2 separate regions of the Homo sapiens genome follow, and region 1 is linked to region 2. A link is a loop called in an ENCODE intact Hi-C map of the cell type or tissue named here. Cell type or tissue: PC-3. All regions are shown on one strand.

Region 1 (2,500 bases), 66 kb before region 2:
AATTCCCCTTCCAGCATCAGTCCTTTCTAAGGCAATTAAGTATCTAAACTCAGCAACCACCTACACATTTCATCCTTCTTTCTCCCTAATGAATTACAGTAGCCAACCTTCATTCAACAGGATGCTGAGAGCTTTATATGCATTTTAACCCTCACTGAAAACCAAACAAAAACGCAAGGAGGGAGGTACTATTGCTGGCCTCATTTGCAAATGAGACAACTGAGGCTCAGAGAGGTGATGCGATTTTGCCAAGATCACACAGCCACCCAGCCAGTAAGAGATGGGATGAAGATGCCACCCAAGTCTGTCTAACTCAAAAGCTCACTTTTTTTTTTTTTTTTTGAGACAGGGTCTTGCTCTGTTGTCCAGGGTGGAGTGCAGCGGTACAGTCATAGATCACTGCAGCCTGGAACTCCTGGGATCCAGCGAACCTCTCACCTCAGCCTCCCAAGTAGCTGGGACCACAGGCATGCACCACTTCACCCAACTAATTTCTTTTGTTTTTTGTTGTTGTTGCTTTTAGAGATGGTGGTCTCACTATATTGCCCAGGCTGGTCTGGAACTCCTGGCTTCAAGCAATCCTCCCACATCAGCCTCTCAAAGTGCTGGAATTACAGGCCTGAGCCACTGGCCCCTGGCACATTTTTAATAATAATAGGATCATTCCTGTTTCTCAAAGTGAAACAGAGAAAAAGAAACTATAGCTTGTCCTCCTACATAAGCCTCCAAACATTATCAGGTTGACCTTATTTTTCTGACTCTATTCTGGAATACCGCATTTTATTCCCAATGGAACAACCACCTCCCTTCTCCACCTCTACCCATCCTACCCCACCCCACACACACACGCCCCTGGCATCTTTCAAGGCTTGGCAGAAACTACCCTCTCCAAGTTGCCTCCAGCATTGGCAGGGAGGGAGCAGATGAAACTGACCACACTCTTCCCTGCTGGCTGTCAACACACACCACCCATCCTGGGCAAGTGGCCACTTCCATTTCTGGGGATGGGCTTAGGTGCTCACCATTGGCACCCCCCCAAGTCCTCTTTGTCCATTGGGACACAATGACATGGCTCCTGGCATGGGGCCTGGTGGGCAGGGTGTTTTCCTGTGTAATTGTACTCATACAGGGTAAAGCCCGGTGCAGCTGAGTGCTCTGGCAATAAGGAAAGCAAACACAGCAATAAGACTCTGTCAACAAGGGTATGGGAGAAAGGAGCCATCCAGGAAATGCAAGCTCTGGTGCAGCCACCTCCTCTGAAATCCCTCTTTGGTTCACTCCATCCCCAGCAGGACAGGTCCAGAAATTATGAAAAGAGTTGTCAGGCTGCTAGAGACCCAAGGCAGATTTTTCTAGTTGATTGAACGCTCTCCCTTTTGGTTGCTTTTATGTATTTTTCTTTTTTCTTTTTCTTTTTTTTGAGTCTGGAGTCTCACTTTGTCGCCCTGGCTGGAGTACGGTGGTGCGATCTCAGCTCATTGCAACCTCCGCCTCCCAGGTTCAAGTGACTCTCCTGCCTCAGCCTCCCGAGTTTTTGGGATTACCTTCCTGCACCACCATGCCCAGCTAATTTTTGCATTTTCAGTAGAGACGGGATTTCACCATGTTGGCCAGGCTGGTCTCAAACCTTTGACCTCAAGTGATCTGCTCACTTCAGCCTCCCAAAGTGCTGGGATTACAGGTATGAGCCACCGTGCCCAGCCTCTTTTTTGAATTTTTTTTTAAACTATAAAAGTAATACAATTTTGGAAAACAGGTACAAATATCAGAATGCAAGTTGAAATGCGCATCCGATCTTAACTTCTTATACAAACCCCTGTTCTGCCAAATAGTAGAAACTTAATTCCAACCCATCCAGCATCTCCCCAGATCCTTACACCAGGGTTGTACCTAAATTCAAGGAAGGAGGCTGGACATGGAGGCTCACATCTGTAATCTCAACACTTTGAGAGGTCGAGGCGGAAGGATTTCTTTAGACCATGAGTTTGAGACCAGCCTGGGCAACATAGTGAGACCCTGTCTCTAATAAATAAATAAATAAATAAATAAATAAATAAATATAAATAAAAGCCACACAGCTGTAGTCTCAGCTACTTAGCTACTCGGGAGACTGAGGTGGGAATATCTCTTGAGCCAGGGAGTTTGAGGCTGCAGTGAGCTATGATTGCACCACTGCACTCCAGCCTGGGCAACAGAGCAAGACCTTGTCTCTAAAATAAACAAAACAAAAAAATTCTTGGAAGCTTAACTTTTTTTTTTAAGTCTGTATTTCCTGCTTCCCTACAACTATCTTTGCCTAACAATAGATTTTTTCATATACTTAGAATCCTGGTTTTTTTCAAGCAGCATTCTATTATAAGCTTTTTTCCATTTTGCTATTAAAAATTATCTTCTCATTTATTACTTTTATGATGCAAGCAATATATGTTCATTGTAGGAAAGTTACAAAGCACAGATAAACTAAAACAATTTCTTAAAAATAACTCAAGATCCTGCTACC
Region 2 (2,500 bases):
ATAACACAGGTTTCCACATTTCCCAGATGACCCCTGAGGCACTGGGGATACAATCGGATACAGATTTCTGAGCCTACCCCCAGACTAGGTTGATGAGCATCCCAAGAGAGGATTCTAGGGTTCTGTCATTCTACAAAGCGACCCCGGTGGTTCTAACCACCAGGCAAGCTTGGGCAAAACAGACAGCATGGGGGAGCAAACCAGGTGCAGCCAGGTGTGACCTCAGAGAAGCCCTTCTACCTCCCTGAGTCTCTGCTTCCATCTGTCCACAGTTACCACCCATCCGGCAGCATGGATAGGGGATGAAGCGGGAAACGAACATGAGAGCACCTGATGTGTCGCAGGTGATCAATATATCAATGCTGCCTTTCCCTCCTGCCTGGGCAGTGCAACCCAACCCAAGGGAAGCCTTGCAAAGCCTTCTCCAGCTCCTCCCAGTTCATGCTTGGAAAGACTAGAAGACAGCACCACCCGATATGCCCCTGGCTAGTTTTTTTTTTTTTTTTTTTTTTCTTTTCTGAGACAGAGTTTCACTCTTGTTGCCCAGGCTGGAGTGCAATGCTGCGATCTCGGCTCACTGCAACCTCCGCCTCCTGGGTTCAAGCAATTCTCCTACCTCAGCCTCTCAAGTAGATGGGATTACAGGCGCCTACCACCACGCCTGGCTAATTTTTTGTATTTTTAGTAGAGACGGGGTTTCGCCATGTTGGCCAGACTGGTCTCAAACTTCTGACCTGAGGTGATCCACCCACCTCAGCCTCCCAAAGTGCTGGGATTACAGGCATGAGCCACCGCGCTCAGTGCCCCCCCACCGGCTACTTTCTGATCTTGGGTTCATCTCTTCTCCTTGACTAAAGTGGAGCTCCAGGCAAGGCCTCAACTTTCCTTGTGTTTTTTGTTTTGTTTTGTTTTTAATATTTTGTAGAGACAGGGTCTCACTATGTTGCCCAGGTTGGCCTCAAACTCCTAGGCCCAAGCGATCCTCCTGCCTCGGCCTCCCAAAGTGCTGGGATTACAGGCATGAGCCATGGTGCCCAGCCCCCTGTGTTTTCTTTTTAGGCCCCACTCAGGGCAGGGCCAGGAGGAGATGCCTGCTCTGTCACGGCTGACTCAGGAAGAGCTGCTTCCCAGCAAAGGTGCCGCCAGGCACGTACTTACTCCTTTACAAGTTTATCCATAAAACCGTGAGCTCCACTTGACTGTCAGCCAAGAGCTGCAAAGAGCGGGCCCACAGTCTACTAGGACATTTTTGTTTGGCGAGCAGTGTTTTTTGTTCTGTTTGTGCTCATGCTTAATTTGAATGTCTTTCAGGTGTGCATGCTTTGCCACAGACCTCACCACTCTGTCGCCTTATACCCTGTCAGTTTCATATACTAGCCTTACCTTCCCTGCCCCTAACCGTACATCCTTACAGTGTAAGCTCACTAAGCATGGGAGCTGCCTAAAGCTTTGTTGTCTCTATCTCCTAGAACTACAGCTGGCACACAGATGCTCGAGCAATGCTGAATGAGTGAAGAAATGAATCTGCAGGGGGAGCTTAACAGGGAGGAATAACAAGGACAACTGAAACTGAGGGGCAATCCCTAGATTTCACTCCACTCACTAGTTCCAGTTCTTCCCCCTGCTGCTGCTTGTACTAACAGGGAACACCAACACGCATTTGAATTCTCTCATCTCTCTTTCTCTGAAGGGCAGTAGCCAAAAGGCTGCCTGTTCCTCTGGTAAGTGCTGAGAGCTGACTATGAAATGAGCAGGGGTCAGGAACTCAGGAAAGCTGGATCCCAGGCCTGGCTCCATCACTAACAGCTCTGGGACCCGGAGGAAAGCACCTTGCTTCTAGTTCTTCTTCTGCAAAACAAGAGCCAGAAGCCGGTTGAGCCTGGCTCAGCCCTGTGGTCACTGAGGACGAAGCTCTGGCTGTGTCCCCAGGGAGCTGATCTTTCAGGCTTCTACCACCCGCTCTCCTGACCACCCCGAGAGGTGCGTTAGGCTAAAGAGCAGACAAGGTATTGGAATGGCATCAAGAGACTGGGGAGACTCCCTGCCACCTGCCAGCAGTAGCCCCATGCTCAGAGTACACCTGGGCAGTGAGGCCCTCCAGTGAAGAGGGCAGGCAGGAGCAAAGGGGACACGCCCACTGACTTGGCAGGCAGGATGCTATCTGGATGGAGACCACAAAGTGACCCTGGCCACATGGCCTTGTTATGGAACTGCCCTGGGCCTCCGTTCCCTATCGGTATGATGGAGAAGAGAGCACCCACCTCACAGGGGAGTTTGGAATTACATAAGACGATGGGTGCGAGTGCTTGGTCCAGCGCCAGGCATGCCTGGTATGCAGTAAGAGCTCATTAAACACTGGTTGGGAATTATGGCACAAATGGAGCGGGCCAGGTGGGGCCAGGCTGCAGGACTCGCTGAATCTTATCTCACTGAAGCTCCCCTCAACGGTTCTCAAGTCCTCTTCGAAAACATAGATGTCTGAGCTTCAGCCCGGTCTTGC

Evidence for each region. A loop is a pair of places that touch in the nucleus more often than their neighbours do. Peaks named below come from ENCODE experiments on the same cell type or tissue, not always from the same donor. Only the 100,000 strongest peaks of a DNase experiment are listed, where the experiment ranks them.
Region 1: it touches region 2 in a loop (15-fold over the local background); 4 of 110 quality-filtered maps call a loop at or near these places.

Annotation. Positions count from the first base shown.
Region 1 is chr16:23,323,864-23,326,363 of GRCh38, forward strand. The region is part of intron 1 of SCNN1B (sodium channel epithelial 1 subunit beta); the gene reads left to right. Among named protein-coding and RNA genes, the nearest start is that of SCNN1B, 23 kb to the left of the region's middle. In PC-3, no CTCF peak of the experiment used is centred here; a DNase peak (open chromatin) is centred at 1,048; H3K27ac peaks cover 1,215 bases.
Region 2 is chr16:23,389,701-23,392,200 of GRCh38, forward strand. All of the region lies in intron 16 of COG7 (component of oligomeric golgi complex 7), which reads right to left. Among named protein-coding and RNA genes, the nearest start is that of COG7, 62 kb to the right of the region's middle. In PC-3, no CTCF peak of the experiment used is centred here; a DNase peak (open chromatin) is centred at 1,161; H3K27ac peaks cover 1,256 bases.